Linked DNA regions of Homo sapiens: all the other regions are linked to region 1. The links are chromatin loops, found by intact Hi-C in ENCODE. Cell type or tissue: Calu3. All regions are shown on one strand. Links, peaks and the distances in the headings refer to the core of each region. The heading gives the core; the rest is flanking DNA.

Region 1 (7,873 bases), core at 1,769-6,768:
GAATGAAGGTGAAAGCTGACAAAAAGAAAAACTGTTTGACAGTTGTTGACTTTGCAATTTTTCCTGATAAACTCTTACAAAAGTATCTCCAGGTTAGTATGAAGATAAGAGAACATCCCTATCGATTTATCCCAGTTTTCCCAGTCAAGTCTGTGTCCCAAATGGAAAAAGAGAAAAAGAGACCAATTAAAAGGAACTAGAAAAGAAAAAAACTATATATTACTAAACACACATGCACTCGCACACACACACCAAGGAGTTCTTGAGCTCATTTTCCCTGTCTTTCATACTTACCAACAAAAATATTTAAAACATTAGGATTTATATCCTCTAATACTTATCTTTTATAAGTACTATGTAAGACATTAATAAATGCACAGAAGAAATTGATGATTCAGAGCGAGAGAAATGAGACAGCTACTTCAAGTTTACTTGCAGGAGGCGATTGATTTTGGGAGGCTTTAAAAATAAAGGTAGAATGTTTTATAAGGTTTTTCCTAAACTGGTAAATACCTGAACTTAAATTTAAGATAAAAATTTTATCTCCAATTCTAATAAATTTCATTTCTCAATTTCTTTTGGATCCAACCTGACCACTCCAGCTCTGTTTTCTCTATCTATGTATCTGTTGCCTAAAATATTATTATAGGCCAACTTAAAAGTCATCCTCAACTCTTCTCTTTCTCCCACACTCTACATCCAATCCAACAAAAAATCTTGTTGGTTCTACCTTCATAACCACTTTCACTGCTACCCCCCTGGGTTGAGCCACCATCTTCAGTCACCTGAATCATTGCAAAAGGCTCCTAACTGGTATCTTTAAGCTCTTCTATGTCTATTCTTAACACACTTGCCAGTGCAATCTTTACAAAATGTAAGTCAAACTATGATTCTGCTCTGTTCAAAATCCCCCATTGGTTCTCCTCTCACTCTGAGTTAACATCCAAATCCTTAGAGATGGGTCACAGGCCTTACCTCCCGAGGCTCCCTATTCCCTCCTTGATAGCATTTTCAACAGTGTTGTTTCCCTTGCTCACTCACCCCAGCCACCATGGGCTCTTTACTGTTCCTTAAACCCACAGCAGCTGTGCTTCTATTTTGTGGCTATTTATTTTGCCTGGAATCCCCTTCCACCAGATATCTACTTGGCTAACTTCCTCAGTCTCCTAACCTATTCACTCACATCTCCTCTTCCCCAAGAGGAGCATTCCTTCAAGCTGACTCCTGTTTCTGAGTTTCTGAGCACTCCCTTACCTTCTGGAATAAAAAGCTATTCCAGGCTCGCCTCACATTTTCCCTTCAGTTGCTCTCAAGCCTTCATCGAAGGACTGTATACTTGTATAAATCAGCATATGGACATTCTCGGCTATAAGGGATGACATGGGAAAGAGTAACATGCAGGTGCCCAGCATTCACTACTCTACTGACACCTGCTCAATGCAGTAGCTTCCTGATACAAAGAATCATGATCCAGAATCCCAGACAATCACAATGCCTACAAAAACTCCTTTAAGACTTCATTATGTCCTGAATTCCATTTGTTTTTGTAAGTGCTTTATTAAATTAATTTTAAAATGGGCAGATTCATGTATGTCTTTTTAATTTTGTGTCCTGACTTCCTGGAGTTTTTCTTTTCATATTAGAAGATCCAACTTTGAGTATTTTCTAGCACTTAGTAGATGTTCAATAAATGTTTGATCCGGGATTGATAAGGGCCATCTTTTCAATTTTATCAACAATTCAAATGGAAAATATTGAATCATATAATATGCCAGTGCCTGCAAATAGCAGGCATATTGCAAGAGTAACCAAAGTAAAAGCTGAAAGAGATTTCTACAATCTGCTGGTTCTGAGATATAAATAGCAGAAAAAGTTTTTTGGGTTTACTGGTTTTCAACATTCCCATTGACAACATAATAAAGTGGCAAAAATTTATGGAAAAACATATTTGATGTTACCCTTGTTCAATCCAAGCTTTTGGAAAATTGTAGGAAAACTAAAATATTTCGATATTTATCTGAACTTTTGGTCAATTTTAGGAAAACTAAAATGTTTCAATAATGCCAAATTCAATATTTTTTTATGATTCAGTACTAAGTAAATGAATGTTATAAAATCGTGATTAACTACTAAATTAAAACCACCATGCCAGCTGCTAAATTCTAAGAGAAAGTATAAAATCCAGGAATTATGTTAACAGTATTTGTATTAAATCTATGACTGCCAAAACATCCATGTAGTTTTATGAATGCTAAATAAGTGCCACAAATAAATCAATAATTAGGATGGTTTTAGAAAATAGCTACACTTCTTACTCAAAGAATATATCAAAATTTAGGATTGTAATTAACTCTGGTTGGAGGCAGAGGGACAGAATAGTGGAAAAGCACATAAGATTCAATAATATTGGTAAAAGTCTAGTTCCAATGTTCACGATATGCATGGGTGTTTGTTTTTATTATGCCTTTTATTAAGCTTTATTCTTTACATCTTTGGTAAGTTTCTTTTGCATATATCAATTATTTCATAATCAAATAGTATATTGGCAAATATTTCAGACAAGACTAATCTAGCATATCAAGTCTTGATTTCCTCATCTAAGATAATAGGGATAATAATAGTACTTGTACTATAAAATCAATGTTAAAATTAGATGCAATAATATATAAAAATTATTTAGCAGAGTATCTAGTGTATATGTATATTGGTATGCATGGTATGTATGTGTGTATGTACGTATATAACTAATCACTTTTGGCACTCTTTTTTCAATCTTTAGTCTTTAAAAGTATAATGTAGCTTTTGGCAAGTTTCAAAAGGTCAGGTATAAATACTGCATTTGGATCCACCTTGAAATGTTTCAGTTATAAACAACATTCTTGATGAATGTTTCCATGTCTTAATAACACATTTATCTTGGAAAATAAGCATTAAACATTTTTCTTTAAAATGCATGGAGACCTGCATTCTACATTTAGTGTTACAAATGTTGTCTAAGACCTTGGTCTTGATGGCTAGTTGTAAAAATCCTTGCCATAAATGAATAGGCAATAGAATCTTAATAATTTGTGCTAAATAATGTGCTGGAAATTCTGAGCATAATGAGTCAGAATTGATTATGAATTGTGATTTATCTACACTACAATTAGATTGTCTAATTTTACCTTCTTTTTTTTTTTTTTTTTTTTTTTTTTTTGAGACGGAGTCTCGCTCTGTCGCCCAGGCCGGACTGCGGACTGCAGTGGCGCAATCTCGGCTCACTGCAAGCTCCGCGTCCCGGGTTCACGCCATTCTCCTGCCTCAGCCTCCCGAGTAGCTGGGACTACAGGCGCCCGCCACCGCGCCCGGCTAATTTTTTGTATTTTTAGTAGAGACGGGGTTTCACCTTGTTAGCCAGGATGGTCTCGATCTCCTGATCTCATGATCCACCCGCCTCGGCCTCCCAAAGTGCTGGGATTACAGGCGTGAGCCACCGCGCCCGGCCCTTTACCTTCTTATTTACCAGGCAGAAGCAGAAGAGACTTTTTTGAAGATTACTAAGTTCAACAATTGTGCCATTTCTGCTTCCTTTCCCTGAGACAAATATAAAATTCATAGTAGACAGTGCACAATCAAATCAAGCCTCTCTCATTTACTTTTAAAAATCTATGAACTCACTCAAAAATCATAGTTTTCTATATTTTTTGCTAAGGTATACTCAGAACACCCTACTAAATTCCAGGCTGTGCTGTTTCAAGATAAGTCAGGCTGTCTATCACTTCTGACTACCCTTTCCTTCACAAAAACAAACAGATTTGGAAGATACCATTTAGAGCTGGTATATGAAGCCCAATTCAGAATCAGTTGAGAATATAAGCAGGGATATGTTTAGCTCTTTCCATTGACAAGTAATTATTTTCATTATTCCATTGTATTCTGAATGAAAGCATTGACAATGGCCAAAAGTAGCATTAAGTTTCTTCCATGTGCCAGGAACAGTATTCAGAACCGTACCTGCTATCTCACTTAATTCTCAAAAAACCACAAGAATAAAATATTATTATCTTGAAGTGACTTGTCCAAGCTATACCACAATTAAGTTAAACTAAAATATCAATCTTCTGTACTAATTGTTTTACTATTTATTCAAATATTGTCTATCAGTTGCAGTCAATAGCCAGGCATTTTTTCTAGCATTGTGTTACCCAGCCTTGAAAGAATTTCTCACTGTCTGAAAAGAAATTTTTGTGGTGCCATCTTAAGACTTCAAGGATTCTGAGATAAGAGGAAGGAAGAAGAAATGAATTAATTAGTCATGATTTTGTATAAGACTTTTAATCAGAGGCTTTCCTGACAGGATCTTACATGATTTATAATCTACAGTTTTTCTTTGTATGGCAAGTAGAACAGAAAAAAGAAGACAGTTCTGAAACTGTTTTACAAGTACTCAGGCAAGGTCAAAAACTAAATAATTGTTAATAGAAAAGAGGGAAAAGGTAAAGATCACAGATTTTTCTCAGCCAAGCCTGCATATTACTAGCCTGTGTGCTCATCGAAATACTGAATGTCAAAAGGATTATTTATTACTTTTGTTGAGACTAATCTTGAAGAAAAATGCCTTGATGCATTTATCAGCTTCCTTCCTCATTTCAAATGTAATAAGATTGCTTTTCTCTCTTCTTTTAGCCAAGTGGACAATTGATTATTAAGTGGGCTATGTATACACTGGATTATTATTACCTTAGATTTTTGCTGTATTACCTTCTTTTTGCTGTTTGATTCATTTTCCACAAATGCAGAGCCATGAAGAATATGGATTTGGGGCCACCTTGTGACAGACTTAGAAAAGTCCTATTTATCAAATCCTAGAATTAGAATTTTGGCTTCCATTCCTAGATCATATTACTTTTCAATAAACATATTTTTGCAAAATGGCATCATATTGTAATAGCTGATTTTTACCATTGAGAAGTATTATATATACTATGTAGTAAAATAAACCCTGATAATTATATTGAATATTTAACGAGTTCTTATATTTTTTCATTGACATTTCAACTTAGTGAATTATATTGATTGACTTTCCTATATTGAGTCAATCTTGTATCCCTTGATGTATTTTTTAAACTTCTAATTTTCAGTTTTCTAATCCTTTATTTTTAAAGAACTTTTACATTTATAGTCATATTGTGATTCACCTGAAAAATTCCTTTCAGAAATAGCTCTTGTCAGGTTTTATTATCAGGAATATGTCAGCCTTATGTAGTAAGTCAGAAAGGGATCTAAATTTTGACACTGTGAAATAATTTCTGTAAGTTTGAATTTTTTTTCCTGAATATTTGGTAGACTTCCCTATTAAAAATGGCTGGTTTTGTGCATTTCTTGGGTAGGAAATATTGTAAGTATTAATTCAACTTTATTAAAGGTTACAGGTTTATTTAAATATAATATTTCCTCTTTAATTTACTGTTATATGTTTCTACAAATTTGTCCATTTTACCTATTTTCACATTAATCGCCACCAAATGATAACATCTTCTTGTTAACTTTGTAATGTCTGCAGTCTTGACCAATCACACCAAAATCTATTCAACAACCAACTCTTGGTTTTGGTGATCCTTTCTATTGAATGTGTGTTTCCAATTTCATAAATTTCTACTCTTATATCTAGTTCCTTCTCTTTGTCTTTTTATTTAATTTAGATATTTTAAGTTCATTTTCTAGCATAGCATTTTAAAGCTGTAAATGTCCCTACATTACCTAGGTCTCATGTGTTCAACATACGGCAAAATTATCAGTTGATTCTATATATTTTCTAATAAGTTTTTATGTATTTTCTGATTTTCTGATTTTTGAGTTATTTAGAAGTGATTTTATTAATTTCCAAATATATGTTGCTTTCAGTATTGTTGAGTTTTTTTCTAAAGTACAGTTTTGTGGTTGATACCTAACTTATTCACACAATAATCACAGATCATTGTGTGTATCACAACAAACATCGAAAAGTATTTTTGAGTCTTGCCTTCTATCTAAATATGTGGTCAGCTTTCATAAATGGTCCATGTCTTCTTGAAAATACTATGTTCTCTGAAACTATCACCATAATCTTTGCCATGAACCTATCCATTACTTCCAAAAATTTCCTCCTTAACTGTTTGTTATTTTTCTTTTTGTATATCAGTTACACCTCAATAAAGTGGGCTTTTTTAAGAAAAGAATATACTCTGTAGCTATTGAAAATTGAGTATGTGGAGATATATATTAATATACATACATATACATAAAAAGCACAATTAATACATTTCATGCAATGGATATGTATATATTGATATATATATCATGTATATATGTTTTTACATATATTGATATATATATCATGTATATATGTTTTTACATATATATGTATATGTGTATATATATCGATATATATGTGTATATGTATCGATACATGTATATACATATATACATATATATCGATATATATGTAAAAACATATATACAGATATATCCATTGCATGGAATGTATTAATTGTGCTTTTTAATAGTCTGTATCTTAATGTCTTTTCTGCATAAATTATCAATTATTTAAAAATATATGTTAAAATTTTCTAATGAAATATTTATATATTTCTTCTTGGACTTATTTATGATATTTTATATATTACATATTTTGAATCTATCATATACAAATAAATTTGATTTCAATATACTCCAGACTAAGTGACTTTTTATAACCATGTATATACTCTCTTAATGTCTAGAAATGTTTGGGAAAAAAAAACTCAGCTGACACCTTGATCTTTGACTTCTAGCCTCCAGAATTGTATGAAAATAAATTTATGTTTTTAAGTCACTCAGTGTGTGGTACTTTGTTATCAAGCAAACTAATACGTTACTCATGCCCAGTGGTATTTGCTGTAGATGATACAGAACCATTGAAGACTCCCAAGGCAGAAAGGTAACCTAATTAGGTTTGTGTTTTAATGGAATCACTTTGCAGTGAATAAGATTGGGGGGCAATAATCAACACTTTTAAAGAAAAGAAATTCTAACCCAGAAATTCATATCCAGCCAAACTAAGCTTCATAAGCAAAAGAGAAATAATGTCTTTTTCAGACAAGCAAATGCTGAGGCATTTTCTATAAAGCAACCACATAAATAAGTCTGCAAAATAACCAGCTAACATCATGATGACAGGATCAAATCCAAACATATCAATACTAACCTTAAATATAAATTGTCTAAATGTCCCAATTAAAAGACACAGAGTGGCAAACTGGATAAAGAACCAAGACCTTTTGGTATGCTATCTTCAAGAGACTGATCTCACATCTGATAACACACATAGGCTCAAAATAAAGGCATAGAGGAAAAATCTGCCAAGCAAATGGAAAACAGAAAAAAGCAGGGGTTGCAATCCTAGTTTCTGATAAAACAGACTTTAAACCAACAAAGGTCAAAAAAGACAAGGGCATTACAAAATAGTAAAGGGTTCAATTTAACAAGTAGATATAACTATTCTAAAGATAGATGCACTGAACACAAGAGCACCCAGACTCATAAAGCAAGTTGTTAGAGACCTTCAAAGAGACTTAGACTTCCACACAATAATAGTGGGAGACGTTAATACTCCACTGACAATATTAGACAGATCATTGAGAAAAAATTAGCAAAGCTATTCAGGACCTAAACCCAGCACTGAATCAAATGGACCTGATAGATACCTACAGAACTGTCCACCCCAAAGCAACAGAATATACATTTTTCTCATTGCCACGTGGCACATACTGTAAAACTGATCAGATAATTGGAAGTAAGAACTGAAGTCATAACAAAGAGTCACTCAGAACACAACACAATTAAATTAGAAATCAAGACTAAGAAATTCACTCAT
Region 2 (7,873 bases), core at 1,659-6,658, 580 kb before region 1:
CATGATGTGATTATTAAACATTGCATGCCTGCATTAAAACATCTCATGTACCCCATAATTGTATACACTTACTATGTACCCACAAAAATTAAAATTAAATATTAAAAAGAAATTTCTGCCTTGAATTACTGAATGGTTCTTCTAAGTAAAAATGGATATTTTTCAAAAGAAATTAATTATTACAATATTGCATGCCTACCCCCAAATGGCAATATTCCTTGGCAATTCTTAATTTCCAAAGATAAATTCAAGAGTAGGGCTTCTCCAGAAGTAATGTTTTGACTATATATTGCTTTTTGTCATTTTAAGCCTGGTTAAAGAAGCTAAAAAGTGTCTAAGTTTATCCATACTTCATTTATGGCACAAGAACATTGATTCATTTTTCTCTCTGCTCACTGTAGCAAAGAGAACCTGAAAGTAAGTTCTCTTTGCCTATGGCAGTGACTTATTCCCATGAACTTATGTCTTTAATATCATCAAGGTAATCTTTGCAGCAGTTTTACTACTTTATATGCTTTTCTTTTGTTTGTTCACTAACTTTCTTGTTTTTGAAACCAATTATGTCTTAAATATGTTTCTGAGGAGCAGCTACATGAGGCTTTAGAGACTTGCAGTTTTCATATTTATGTCTGACCTAAGATTTTGTCTCGGCATCATCACATGCCCCTGTGCTTCTGTGTGCAAAGTAAAATATTCCTGAATGACCATCACAAGTAAATTTATTATGGTTTTTAAAGATATAATTCACATGCCATATGATTCACCCACTTAAAGTGTACAATTCAAGGGTTTTTAGTATATTCACAGAGTTATGCATCCATCAACACAATTTTAGTACATTGTCATTACCCCCTCCAAAAAACCCACATTCCCTAGCCATCACCCTACAATCTCCTTTTCCTCTCCAGCATCAGGCAACTGCCAATCTACTTTCTGTAATTTTCCCACTCTTGAAAATTCATATAAATGAAATCATGGAATATGTGGTCCTTTGTGATAGGTTTTTCACTTAACGTGTTTTCAAGGTTTATGCATGTAGTGGCATGTATCATTACTTCATTTCTTTTTATTATTAAACAATATTTCATTGTATAAATATACTACATTTTGTTTATCCGTTCATCAATTGATGGACATTTGGGTGGTTTCTCTTTTATGCTATTATGAATACTGCTGCTATGAACATTTGTGTGTGCGTTTTTGTGTAGATACGTTTTTATTTTTCTTGGGTATATACCTAGGAGTGGAATTGCTGGATCATGTGGTAACTCTGTTTAACCCTTTGAGAAACTGTCAGACTATTTTCCAAAGTGGCTACCACCATTTTACAGTCCCATGAGCAATATATGAGAATTTGAATATCTCCACATTCTTGCTAACATTTGTTATTGTCTATCTTTTTTCAGGTAGTCATCTTATTGGGTGTGAAATGACATCTGGTGGTTTTGATTTTCATTTCCCTGGTGGCTAATAATGTTGATCATCTTTTCAAGTGCTTATTGACCATTTGTATATCCTTTTTGGAGAACTATCTATTCACTTCCTTTGCCCATTTTTAAATTGGGCTATTGTATTAGTCCATTTTCATGCTGCTGATAAAGACATACCTGAGACTGGGAAGAAAAAGAGGTTTAATTAGGAACTTACAGTTCCACATGGCTGGGGAGGCCTCAGAATCATGGCGAGGGATAAAAGGCACTTCTTACATGGTGGCGGCAAGAGAAAAATGACAAAGATGTAAAAGGGGAAATCCTGATAAAACCATCAGATCTCATGAGACTTATTAACCTACCACAAGAACAGTATGGGAGAAACTGCCCCCATGATTCAAATTATCTTCCACTGGGTCCCTCTCACCGCATGTGGGAATTATGGGATTACAATTCAAGATGAGATTTGGGTGGGGACACAGAGCCAAACCATATCATTCCACCCCTGGCCCCTCCAAATCTCATGTCCTCACATTTCAAAACTAATCACGCCTTCCCAACAGTCCCCCAAAGTCTTAACTCATTTTAGCATTAACCCAGAAGTCCACAGTAAAAAGTCTCATCTGAGACAAGACAAGTCCCTTCTGCCTATGAGCCTGTAAAATCAAAAGCAAGCTAGTTACTTCCTAGATACAATGGGGGTACAGGTATTGGGTAAATACAGTTGTTCCAAATGGGAGAAATTGGCCAAAACAAAACAGTTACAGGGCCCATGCAAGTCCAAAATCCAGTGGGGCAGTCAAATTTTAAAGCTCCAAAATAATCTCCTTTGACTCCAGGTCTCACATCCAGGTCACACTGATGCAAGAGGGCCCAACCCCACGCAGAGAGCCAACCCCACATTTCCCTTCTGCACTGTCCTAGCAGAGGTTCTCCATGAGAGCCCTGTCCCTGCAGCAAACTTCTGCCTGGCCATTCAGGCATTCCCATACATCTTCTGAAATCTAGGCGGAGGTTCCCAAACCCCAATTCTTGACTTCTGTGAACCTGCAGGCTCAGCAGCATGTGGAGGCTGCTAATGCTTGGGGCTTGCACCCTCTGAAGACATGGCTCGAGCTCTGTGTTGGCCATTTCAGCCATGACTGGAGCAGCTGGGACGCAGGGCACCAAGTCCCTAGACTACACGTAGCACAGGGACCCTGGGCCCTGCCCATGAAACCATTTTTTTCCTCCTAAACCTCCAGGTCTGTGATGGGAGAAGCTCCTGCAAAGGTCTCTGACATGCCCTGGAGACATTCTCCCCATTGTCTTGGAGATTAATATTTGGCTTCTCGTTACTTATGCAAATTTCTGCAGCTGGCTTGAATTTCTCCTCAGAAAATGAGATTTTCTTTTCTATTGCATTGTTAGGCTGCAAATTTTTCAAACTTTTAAGCTCTGTTTCCCTTTTAAAACTGAATGCTTCTAACAGCATCCAAGTCATCTGTAGAATGCTATGCTGCTTAGAAATTTATTCTGCAAGATACTCTAAATCATCTGTCTCAAGTTCAAAGTCCCACAAATCTCTAGGGCAGGGGCAAAATTCCGCCAGTCTCTTTGCTAAAACCTAACGAGAGTCACTTTTGCTCCAGTTTCCAATAAGTTCCTCATCTCCATCTGCAACCAACTCAGCCTGGACCTTACTGTTCATATCATCATCAGCATTTTTGTCAAAGCCATTCAACAAATCTCTAGGAGTTTCAAACTTTCCCACACTTTTCTGTCTTCTGAGTCCTCCAAACTGTTCCAGCCTCTGCCTGTTACCCAGTTCCAAGGGAGTTCTCTGACCCCTTGCACTTCCCAGGTGAGGCGACGGCCCACCCTGCTTCAGCTCGCCCTCCGTGGGCTGCACCCACTGTTTAACTAGTCCCAATGAGATGAGCTGGGTACCTCAGTTGGAAATGCAGAAATCACCCACTTTCTGCATTGATCTTTCTGGGAGCTGCAGACTGGAGCTGTTCTTAGCTGGCCATCTTGCCAGCCACCTTGGTTACTGTAGTTTTGCAGTAAGTTTTGAATGATCAACTTTTTTCCAAATTTGTATCAGTTTTGACATTTGCACATAATTTGTTTGGATTATACTTAACAGATGTTTGGTATTAATATGTGCTTATGATTTGGAATGCTATGGTTAGAGACAATAAAGCATAATGGTTTTGGTCACAAGTGCTGAGTCCAAGAGACCTGGATTTGAAATGACTGTACCACTTACTAGATGTATGAACTTCTATAATCCTCCCTCAGCTTCAGTTTCCCATCTTGAAATGGGAACAATAATACATTAATGGACTTTTCAATTTGTATTGCATGTTCATCATGTGTGTTCAGTGGTGTTTTTAGTGGTGGTATATTGGCTTCTGCTCTAAGAAAATACTAATAAACTTCTACTTATTTGGAGCTTATTTTGCAATAAATATGAGAAAGAAATAAAGCCAGAACAATAGAAAAGTAAGGCAAAACTGCCTGTGGAGTGGTGTAATGAGGAGGAGGCAGAAAGAATCTATGCATGTTCCTTCTCCAGGAATTTAAGAAAACTTCTTTCTACAGTAATTCTTTTAAAATAGTTTAAATAGTTGATCTGCTTGCAAAGGCTTGCAGACATCAAGGAATGTACTTTCTAAGAACTCCTTGGAATCCTTTTAAAAAACTTACTGACTGTGGGATTCTATAAGACAGAACAGGGTAAGTTTACATTTAACTGACTTTTAGCTCCTAGAGCATAATTTGAGTTGTATTAAAAACATTTTTTAAAGCATAAATCTGTTAAAAACAATAGTAAATAGCAAGAGTTCAGAGGACATAAGCTAAGCATTTTCCAGCATGTAGTAACCAATATACTAATGTTAGGCATTGGCACTATTACTGTATTGAAAAAAGGGCTTGGGCTCCATTTTTTTTATATTTGGAAAAATATTTGTTAACAATTTTCTATTCTATGCTACTCCTGGGAGGAAGCTTCAAAGGCCTCAGCCACAAGTAGCTCTAGCTCAAGCAAAAACAAAGCATGTTGAGAATTGTGAACAATCAGTGATGCAACACAAGGTGGTGCTCTTGTCCCAGTGAGTGCTGTAGAGCCTTGTTAGGGCATTAGGCAAAGGATGTACAACTCCAAAAGATTTGGTTGGTATAAACGCCAATGGGGATCTGCCGGACAGACTGAACAGCTGACTGGGGGGCACAAAGCCAAAGGTGACTTTTCTTAGAATGTAGACTGGTATAATAATGCAGGGGTGCAAAAAGCAGCGTAGCAAAAACCTAAGAAAGATAAGAACGAGTGTCTGTGCTTTACAGTATATTTATTACTTGCCCTTATTATTCATTTTAGTCTTAATAACAATCATCTTTACACTGCTTTGCCATACACTTGCCTAAAACAAATGTTAGATAATGATATTTCTATGTAGAAATAATGGCTTCCCATGGTCTTCATGATAAAATCCTGCTTTGTCTCCTGGCAACTTTCACCCCTTCTTCAGGACTGAAATGTCTGAAGTTCCTGAAATGCATCCTTCTCTCTTGTCTCTGTGATTTTGCACAAGTTGGTGTTCTACCTGGAACTTTCTTTCTCCTTTCATCTTCTTGGACAATTCCTGTTCCTTCTTTCTGGGTTAACACAGCTATCACCCCCTCCTAGGCCTTCCTTAATTACCTCCACGTAACAGGAATGTGCGCATTGAAGCTATTAATAGTATATGTGAAGTACTTAATAGATGTATTCACTTAACAAATGGTATCTACTGTTTTCATACAAGTCCAATAGTTTTAGTCTATGTACATATCAATCATTTTTATGTATTTATTTATGGGTATTTACTATTTTCTAGATCTTTTGGTCACTTATGTCTTTATTAATAACCAGACTGTCACTTCATATTCTCAGTGTAAAATCTTCCTTTTTATACAGATGATATTTTATGTTTTGTTTACAGTATGCTTCCTGATTAGTTAGTTGAATAAGTAGTTTCTCAGTCCTCATGTACAAGGTGCTGTTCTAAACACTGAAAGTATAGGACATAAAAATGGATAGCATAATGGAGACACCTATTGTCTAGTGATTCTTAATATTTATTGTTCTTTAGAATTTTAAGATTAAATTGCATCGTTGCTTTGGAGAGAAAACTGATAATGTTTTTCCTGGTTTACAGCTTTTTTTCTGCTATGAAACAGCTTGTTTTATGCTATTTTCTAACTATAGTTTATATTATTGATTTTAAAAAGCATTAATGCTTGCCCATAGTAAAACTGTTAGCACATTTCTGCTAATTAACACTGCCTTAAAGGATCCTATTGATATTCATCATTATATCTTTGGATTAAAAAAACACTAGAGGATACTAAGGTCAACCATAAAATTTGTCCCCTTTTCAAGATCTTATTCAGAATTGTGAATGAAGGCCTTTTAATAGTCAGGGTTCTGGCAAGAATCCGAGGGCCCATTCGAACCAGGTAATTTGAGAAGAGGACTTTTTTACAAACCTGCAGGCAGAGTTTAGAAAACCCAACTATGCCAGATCTAGCAAGATGGAGAGACAGTATTATTTCTTTTCTTTTCGTTTCTTTTCTTTTCTTTTTTGTTTTCTTTTCTTTTTTTTTTTTTTTTTTTTTTTTTGAGAAGAAGTCTCACTCTGTCACTCAGGCTGGAGGGCAGTTGTTCGATATCGGCTCACTGCAACCTCCGCCTCCCGGGGTCAAACAATTCTCCTGCCTCAGCCTCCCAAGTAGCTGGGATTACAGGCATGTGCCACCATGCCTGGCTAATTTTTGTACTTTTAGTATAGATGAGGTTTCACCATGCTGGCCAGGCTGGTTTCGAACTCCTGACCTAGTGATCTGTCTGCCTCGGTCTCCCAAAGTACTGGGATTACAGGTGTAAGCCACTGCACCCAGCCTGAGAGACCGTATTATTTCTAGGCCTGAAGAAGCAAGGGGAGAGAGCAGATACTGTAACACAGAGTGGGTGGCTGTTTGGAGATAACTGCCCAACCAGAGCTGAAGCTTCCCAAAGAGAGACCAAATGATTCACAATGACCCAGCAGGCAGGGAGCAAGGAAATTAACAGTCTTACCTCATTCTCCTATCAACCCCAATCTGCCACCAGGCTTCCCACTGACAGAACCTCATGGAACCTAGAGGGCAAGGGATTCAGTAGACACGGTCCATGCAGGTCAGTTTCCTGTAGCACAGACCAGGGTGGAGAAGGGTGTGGTGTGGATCTGGCGAAGTGAATGAAAGAAACTCAGCACAGGCCTTACGTTGTTCATAAAGTGGAAGACTCGGCTATTGATTTTTTTTAATTAAAAGAAATATGAATTTATCCCTACACATATTTGTCATGTCTACAGATCAATGCCTTTTTCATGAAAAGTATCCTTTCTTCCTATTTTTTTCTTTAATTTATTCAATTAATATTTATTGAATCCTTCTTTGAGCAGGTGCTGAAGATACAGAGATAAAGACACCATCAGATGGGGATAAGAGAAATAATCAAACCATCACCTTATGGCCTACTGTAAGCGTGGTGAATTAGGGGGAAGTGCAGGGGACAATGGGAGCTCACAGATGAGGTAGCTACTTCACCTTATAGATTGTCTGAAAGGCTTCCTGGAGGAGGTGATTTGGGCATAATCCTTGCTCAGCTTAATTGTTTGGTCTCTATTCCCATGTTGAATGTATTTTATTACCATTAGGAATGCAAATTTTGAGGCACATCTCTGAATCTTGTCTTTAAACAAACTACCAAATGTGGATCACCTTATGAAACAGTATGTACATTTTTATGGTATTGAAACATATTGCCACATTGCCTTCAGAAAGGTTGTATACTATTAATATTACCATAAACAGTGTATGAGGGCACGTTTGGCACACACTTGCACTATCACTATGCATTATGTATTTTGAATATTTTCCAATTTTGTTTGCTCCTTTCTGTTAGCTGGCTGTTTGTGTCAGCTTCACCCTAGCAATGGCTTTTTATGTTGAAGAAGCATTTGGTTCCAATTTCCATTTTCTTTATATATTCCCAGAACTAGCCTTATTTTGCCATCCCAGAAATACCTGCAGCTATGGTAGTGTTCTGTCCTCCAATGTTTAAGTTCCGACTTCTTTCACGATTCATTATACTAATCCATTTTGTTTATGTTGGAAGTTTTCTTTATTATATGTTCCAATAATCCCACATTTCTACTTTGTCTCTATTCCATTTTCCACTGGGAGTCAGAGTATTCATAAGAGATAAATTATCTGCCATTCCTTGAGGCAGAAACCCTCAGTATTCTTTCTTCATTTCTGTTGTAGCTCTACTTCTCTATTCCTTTTATTCAGTTCAATTTTTTTTGTGGCTTCTCTTTTTTTCTTGATCAATTGTGCCAGAAGTTTTCAAATTTTATTAATATTTTTAAAGA
Region 3 (7,873 bases), core at 1,655-6,654, 350 kb before region 1:
GATTTTTGGTTCTTATGAAGGTTTTTTCTTTTTTTCTTTTTCTTTGTGTGTGTGTGTGTGTGTGTGTAAATCATTGTTAAATTTGGTGTTCCTGTTTGGTGGAGAAGAATGATGATTGGTGGAGGCTTCTATTTGGCCAATTTGTTCTGCCCTTCCCAGCTAAGTCTTAGACATTTTTCTATTTTGTGATCATATGTATTTAGGTTTTTACTTTTTTTTGTCTTTTTTTTTTCCTCACAAATGTAATTATTTGTTTGTTTGCTTTTCCTAAGGGTCCAAATGGATCAAAAAGTACTAGTGTCTATGGGGAGCTTAAATGATCCCAGAAAATGTCAATGTAGGATCTTTGATGAGATCTACACTTATTCTTATAAATCATCAAACATATCTAATATTCAAAATAAGAATCAACAAAATAAATTTTCAGGTGCTCACAAAGTTGCTCAAGAACACTGGCCAGTCTACACTGAAATTGTCCTTTCTTACCCAGCAGAGAAATCTAATTATTGTAACCCTCAGAAAACCCACCGTAATTACCCCTCTCTCTCAACAACAAGCTTTCTTCTTCTCAAGAGCAGAAACAGAAACATGAAATCAAACAGCTTTCAAAGGGCTCAGGTAGATGTGATGGGCTCTCACACCAAGCTGGGAATTGTCTGCCAAGTTTCCACAGTGAACAAAACCCTAAAAGCAACTTGGAGTTTTTGTCTATGCCAATACTGAAAATGTTTATTGCCAAACTGAATGAAATAAGCTTCATAATAAAGTTACCTTCCTAATCATAAGCTTCATAATAAAGTTACCTTCCTAAAGGTTTCACCTTTAATCTTTACCCTAAATATGTGATGCTGTATTGGCACCAATACAATATAATGCACTTAAATTAATTTGAGCTTGAAGTGATTATTTGTGATAGTACTTTTTTTCTTTGGAAATCTTTCTGCAAAAGACATAAAGAACTGATGGGTATCATTTGGACTTGTTTTTATTTTTCCAGATATTTTTGTATAAAAGATAAAGTAAAACTAAGTGCTTAAATAAATGAATTATTTTGATTAGAGAACTATAAAAAAATTAATTATCATTCTAATACCCTTTCCTTGAGTTTAATTATTTTTCCTCACTTCAGTGACTTCAACACATTCATATGCATTAGTGAATTAGATCCAATAAACATTTGCTGAGTACCTAATGCATTCAATACACTGTGCTAGATACTACAAGGAATAATACAAATATGAATATGATTTCACCAGATCACTAATGCATTTATACAAGATATAAGCACATAAAGAATTATAATAAAAGGCAAATTTCAAAATTCTGGTGTCACAAGAGCAGAGCTAACTGAAACTGTGGTACACAGGAGCTTGAGATCACACATTGTTACAGAGACCAGGAAAGGTAATGGAAGAAGGGACCCTAACCAGGGACTAGAAAATGGGAATGTTTCAACAGAAAGAGATGTGCTAAAGTGTGCAGTGTTTCAGGGAAGGCTGAGTGATTTAGTTTGGCTGGTTTTAAGACAAAAATGACATAGCTGTGGGCAGTAAGTCTTAGTAGAAGATAAGGCTACGATGGTGGTTGGGGAATATACTGAAGTTTAATTATAACATAGCTAATATTTATCACATTCTTATGTGCAAAGTGCCAGGCTTTACATGTGCTATTCTTGTAACTCCCCCAACTGTCCAATGAAGTAGGTACTATTATTCCACTTAAAAATGAGGACACATTTTAGAATGGCAGATTCGGGAAGCATAGTTCGGGGGAAGCCACAGATTATGGTGGTTAACTGTATGGCTTCTGGAGCCATAAGTTTAAATCCTACCTATTTCTTCTACTAAAAACCTTGGCAAATCTCCTAACTGCTCCATGGCTTACTTTCTTTATCTGTAGCATGAGGTTGAAAGAATAATTTCCTTATGGAATTGTAATGAATATTAAACGTAGTGCCCAGCAAATAAGTTGTTATTAGTTTGAACAATATGAAATCATTGCCTTTGTAGGTCAAATATTGGCAATTTCAAATGGCTCAATCTAATAGGTATTAGATGTTATTAATTTAGAAGACAAATGAATGTCATTGAAAGGTTTTGCCCTCTGTAACTACATCCTATTTCTTGTTCTTTCCCATATATATGCCTCCACCTAATAGTTATACCTGCTGTCTTTATCACTTCATCAATTGCATTGCAAGGGGCTTCTTTCCCCTTCAGTTTCAAAAACCAATCTAAATAGCCCTAAACCAAATTAAACAGTAATGACACCTAACTGAATATTTCATAGTAGAGCCAAGAGATAATAAAATATACCACTATATCAGGGAAAAACATATATATATATATAATGTTTAATATTTTTTCAGCTATGGGACCAGACTTGTAATAAGTAATACATACATATGGGGAATTTTATAAAAATATTTCAGATAATTCCTTCACTCATTCATTTATTCTTTCATTCACTTATTTATTCAATCAATTTTTATTGAGCACATCCTACGCACAAGACACAATATTAGGTACAGAAAAGCTATAAAGATAAATGTGACACATTCTTTACCATTAATAATAATATATATTATCTAAAATTTAATTTGAGCTAATATATAACTGACAATGAAATATTTGGACCACCTAAAACAAGGATAAATTATTCTGTGACAAGTTTATATTCTTGCATTATGCAAAAATGATTCGAAAATAAACTATTTTTTTCCCAGAAATTGTATGAGCTATACATTGCTATGTAACAAATTGCCCCAAATTTAGCGGCGTACTACAACAAACACTTCTTATCTCATACAGTTTCTGAGGATGAGGAATCCAGAATGGTTTCCTTGGGTTTTCTGGCTGAAGGTCTCTCATGAAATTACGGTCAAGCTATTAGACAGGGCTGCAGTCATCTGAAGGCTTGACTGAGGCTGGAAGATCTACTTCTAAAATGGCTGTTGACAGGAGGCCTCAATTCCCTGCTGGCATTTGATAGAAGGTCTCAGTTCTTCATCATGTAGGTCTTTCCAGGGCTGCTCAGGACATGGCAGTTGACTTCCCCCAGAGCAAGTGGTCCAAGAGAGAGCAAGGAGGAAGCCACAGTGACTTTTATGACCTACTTCAAAGTCTCACAGTCTCTTCCATTTTCCTGTATTAAAAGTAAGTCCCTAATTGCTAAAAGAGTACATTTTTAAATGTTCTCACCACAAAGAAATTATAAGAGGTTATGGATATGTTAATTAGCTTGATTTAATAATTCCATAATGTATACATATATAATAATATAATATTGTACCCCATAAATACATACAATTATTATTTGTCAATTAAAAATAAAATAAAAAGACGTAAGTCACTAAGTCCAGCCCATTTTCAGGATGAGGAAGATTAAGCTTCATCTCTTCAAAGGAGAAGAATCAGACTTTATGGATATAAAACTACCACAGAAGTGATGTTAATGTCTCATTTGAATAATTGATTTGAAATTTTTTGCATTTGGTAGAACTCTGTGCTTGCATGTGCTTGTTACTTTTTTGTTCATAAGTTTTAAATAATAACTTTACTATTTCCTGATGTAAAAAGTAACAAATATAAACTATAGAACACTTAATACAGATAGGGAAGTTAGAAAAACATGAATCACTCATAATTCTACAATGCAGATATAGCCATTTTTAACATGTTTTTATTTCTTGTGTGTATATATATGCAAATATTAGTGTTCACACACACAAATACATATATATATACACACACATACATATATAATATATATGCCTTAAGTACATAATAAATATTTTGGAACATGTGTATGTGTATATTCTTATTTAGATATATAAGAATTTACCCCTGTAATTAAAATTACTTGGAAACAGAATTTTAATGGCTACATAACAATATACAAATAAATGTTTATTTCCCTCTTTTTTTTTTTTTAGAGACGGAGTCTTGCTCTGTCGTCCAGGCTGGAGAGCAGTGGCGCCATCTCGGCTCATGCAACCTCCGCCTCCCGGGTTCAAGCGATTCTCCTGCCTCAGCCTCCCGAGTAGCTGGCATTATAGGTGCCTGCCATTGCACCCGGCTCATTTTTTGTATTTTTAGTAGAGGCAGGGTTTCACCATGTTGGCCAGGCTGGTCTCGAAATCCCAACCTCAAGTGATCCACCTACCTTGGCCTCCTAAAGTGCTGGGATTACAGGCGTGAGCCACCGTCCATGGCCTATTTCCCTCTTTCATCTTTTAAAATAATTTTCTGAACATTTAGGCTTTTTATTTCCTTTTGTCACAATAAATAACAATATAAAACATATCTTTGCAGAATGTCTTTGTATCTCTGGTTATTTTCATATGATAGGATCTTACAAGTAGAATTATAGGATAAACAGACTACTAAATTGCCTTCAAGAAAAATTATATCTATTTGTATTTTTACCAGAAGTTTGAGTCCCCATCTCATGGTGATTTATTGAGTATTTAATGTTATCATTTCTTAATCTTTGCTAATAGGCCAAAATGTGTATTTATTTATTTATTTTACTTTGTACTTCGGTGGCATGTCAGTTATTATTTTACTGTCTCTCAGCTCCACATTCACTGTTGGTTGCCCGCTCCGTGAAAATAGATATAGACTCTTGAAATGTTTCCTTTGCAGCTTGCATGATGGCATACTTTGTCAGTAGAGGGCGCTGGAGACACACTGCAAGAGGAAGGGGTCTTTCCTGATTCCTCCAGGCTGACAGGCCAGGCTACTGGAGAGCAGGCTTTTTTCCTTCACTACTTTGCCTGGAGTGGTTTCTGCAGTGCTGGTTGCCTGTAGGGTGCAGCTTTCTCCAGCATTTCTCCACTTGCTTCTCTAGCTTTTGCTTTGGGCAGTGGTGGTATAACCTGGAGCCACAGTGCAAGCCGGTCCTGAAGCTCCAATTGCTGCTCTCCATTTCTTCTCTTCAGCTGGGTGCACACTCATACAGAGGACCCTGCTGGGCTGGCCAACTACTGAGCCACTTGCCTGAGCTTTGTCTTGTGCAGTCTCGTCACACAAAGTTATGCTAGGTTCCTGCAAAGTAGGTCCCTCCGGCTCCTAATCCCAACAGTGCCTCGAACAGAACCCGTGACTCCTTCTTTGTGCTTACCCTTTGGCAAAGCCCCAAGTCCCTCTGCATATCTGCCCACCTGCCTCAGCTGGTCCACACCTAGGGGGTTGGCTGTACCAGCTTGTCCAGTATCTGTGGTCCTGCTCTGGCCTGGGCAAGCCAGCAAACTTCTCTCCAGTGGGCTGCAACCACACCTTCTCCAGTGAATTCTGAAACCCTCATTCCTGCCTTTCCTTGTTAGGATTCTTTCCCTCAGCCTTAGGGTACCTTCTCTTTTCATCTTTATTATTATTCTCCTATCATAGCTTAATTATTATTTATATTAAACTTTCCCTGTTTAAATTACTACCTTGTTTCTGTCTTCTGATTGATACAGACTAACACAGTTGTTCACTGTTAAGATACGACTTTTTTCATATACTTAGTGGCCATTTGCATTCTCTCTTCTGTGATTTTTCTTTTCATATCTACCTTTTTTTTCTATGTAAGACTTGGTTCTTCTCTTATACATTTCAGTCTATTGAAGACTAACCTTTTGTCATGTTCATGGCAGGTACATGACACTAGTTTTTTATAAGTATGTTGAATTTTAACTATTACATTTGCCTCATTTAAGTGAGATGAGACTATTTTCTTATTAATATTGACAGGTGAAAGAATAGCGATGCAAGCCTCTGGTTTACTCAGTAAGAGAGACTTCTTAGGCTTGAAAAGGCCATAGCACACTTTCACCTTCAACCAGTTTAGGTTTGGTAATACTGAGAAGTAATGCCTTTGTCTTAAAAATGTTTCATATTTTAATATTGTTAATCTTCCAGTTGGGTTTACTGCATATAATCTCATTCCTTAGTACATGTAATATGATCAATTTACTACAATGCTTATGAGGAATGCAAATGGAATTAGTTTACAGAATGAAAGAATGTTGCATATAATTCCATTTTAATACAGAATTTATAAATAAAATCATAGTTTATACTTATAGCATTTCTTCATTTTTAGTGTTTTTTTTTCAAGTGGGTTAAACAGATCTGTGAGTACCTTGAGAGTTGTCATGTAGAATAAGATGCTAAGAGGGCAGAGTTTGGGATTCCCTATGTAACTTCAGCTACAACAGCCTTGCTTTATCCATTGTATTCATTCAGCAACAAATAGGTATTTGTGGGCCAAGTCTTACTTTAGCCGATGTAATATGTCTATGTGATATAAACATTTTTTTGAAAAATAAATAAAGAAAAAGTTCAATTAACTTAAAAAAGAGCTTAAGAAAAGCTTTGAACTGATGAAAGGTCTTTCATCAGCAGAAGAGAGAGAATAAAAGGGCTGGGGGGAGGTTCAGAAAATTTCAATTAGGATTTCTTAACAGAGTCCATAATTTTTCCTTTCCAAAGGCCAGACAGCTCTGATGTTACAGATAGTCAGAAGTCAACAGGCCATTTAAGATAGTCCTAGATTTTATGAAAATGCCAGAGTTTTCAAGAAGCTACTGTCACTATCAGGTAGATTCCTTGATGGTGTAAGACTGTATTTCTTTTTCATTCCAAGAACTGGCAGCTTCTTTTTTCTGAGTCATTTCTGAATCCATTGATTATGTTTCAGTTCTCTTGAGAGTCCAAGCTAAATGAAGTTTAAACTGCTTATCTGAAGACACCATTTAAATTTGAGTTCATTACATGGTTTACTATAAAAGCTATTTGGCATATGCAGTATTCAAGCTTATTTCAGTTACTGAAACTAAACTCAAACTCATTTTGTCCAACTGTGAACCCTAATTAACCTCATCACTTCAAAAAGAAATGAGCTTTTTTTGACATTCAATTTTCTACGATTCAAGTCTCATATATGTTCGTATAAATGCAAGTACAGAACTTATGCATTCATCAAAGAGTAATATCTCTGAGTTTTTTGAAATGTTTTAGCAATAGAAGCTTGTACTGCTAAACTGTTGTCTCTGTTTTTATTACTAGTTTATTTTGAAGACATTTCAGTATAATCGCCTTTTCTTTATTGAATCTGAAAATGAGAAGAAGAAAGACTATTAAAAATTGGACATATTTTGTGCATTGGACATATTAAAGAACGGAGTATCCAATGTGCATGCTCTTGACTTACTTTGTTACTATTCTTTGAATCTCTCTTTTCTCTTCTTCATTTAATCTTTGAAGAATGGATTCCAAGAGAGAAAAGTGAAAGTTAATGTACTGAGCCACCTAAGAAAGAAGAAGAAGAAAAAAAAAAGAAAGCAGAACAATTATGCAAGAGGTGCTGAGTCAGGAGGGAAGCAAAAAACAGATTCAGGGTGATGGTATTCATACATCACTGCTAATTTCTTCTGCATCTTTATCCATGAGGAAAATGCGAGCATTCTTTTCAGAAGGTCCCTGTAGGAGCCTCTGCAGTAGCGGAATGTCTGTCTTCTTTAGTCGTCTTTGTTCTGCAGTGAAAACAAGAATCAACCACAATCAGAAGTTCATGCTGCAGGAAAAGAAGGAAGATAATTTTCCAATTTATTTTTCGTATTTAACTCACTTTGAAAAAAATAACACCTGCAACAGGAGGCAATTACTCAAAAAAGCAAATTGAAATTAAAACTTAAATGAACTTCTTTCTCTTACTGTATCTCAAGTTTTGATTAATGTCTCAAAGAACTCAGCCTTCCTTTGATTAGAGTGTTCAAACAAATCTCCGGTCTGATAGGCCTTTTATAAAGCAATATGCCTCAATAATTATTTAGGTTTCATTCCACCATTCCTTCATCCATACAACAAATATTTATTGGTTCTTTCCA

The links. A loop is a pair of places that touch in the nucleus more often than their neighbours do. Peaks named below come from ENCODE experiments on the same cell type or tissue, not always from the same donor. Only the 100,000 strongest peaks of a DNase experiment are listed, where the experiment ranks them.
Region 2: a loop joins it to region 1, with 7 times the contacts of the local background. A loop is called at or near these places in 4 of 110 quality-filtered maps.
Region 3: a loop joins it to region 1, with 3 times the contacts of the local background. A loop is called at or near these places in 6 of 110 quality-filtered maps.

What each region holds. Positions count from the first base shown.
Region 1 is chr4:73,918,730-73,926,602 of GRCh38, forward strand. No RefSeq gene overlaps it. Among named protein-coding and RNA genes, the nearest start is that of CXCL1, 53 kb to the left of the region's middle. In Calu3, for the core only: no CTCF peak of the experiment used is centred there; a DNase peak (open chromatin) is centred at 4,782.
Region 2 is chr4:73,337,054-73,344,926 of GRCh38, forward strand. All of the region lies in intron 3 of ANKRD17-DT (ANKRD17 divergent transcript), which reads left to right. Among named protein-coding and RNA genes, the nearest start is that of ALB, 63 kb to the right of the region's middle. RefSeq lists enhancers at 2,033-2,534, 2,535-3,034, 6,253-6,754. In Calu3, for the core only: no CTCF peak of the experiment used is centred there; a DNase peak (open chromatin) is centred at 4,528.
Region 3 is chr4:73,569,213-73,577,085 of GRCh38, forward strand. RASSF6 (Ras association domain family member 6) reads right to left here. Exons shown (of 11, transcript NM_177532.5): 9 at 7,401-7,519; 10 at 7,198-7,295; 11 at 2,338-7,098. The coding sequence ends at 7,023. Among named protein-coding and RNA genes, the nearest start is that of RASSF6, 47 kb to the right of the region's middle. In Calu3, for the core only: a CTCF peak has its summit at 4,709 (motif pointing right); a DNase peak (open chromatin) is centred at 4,689.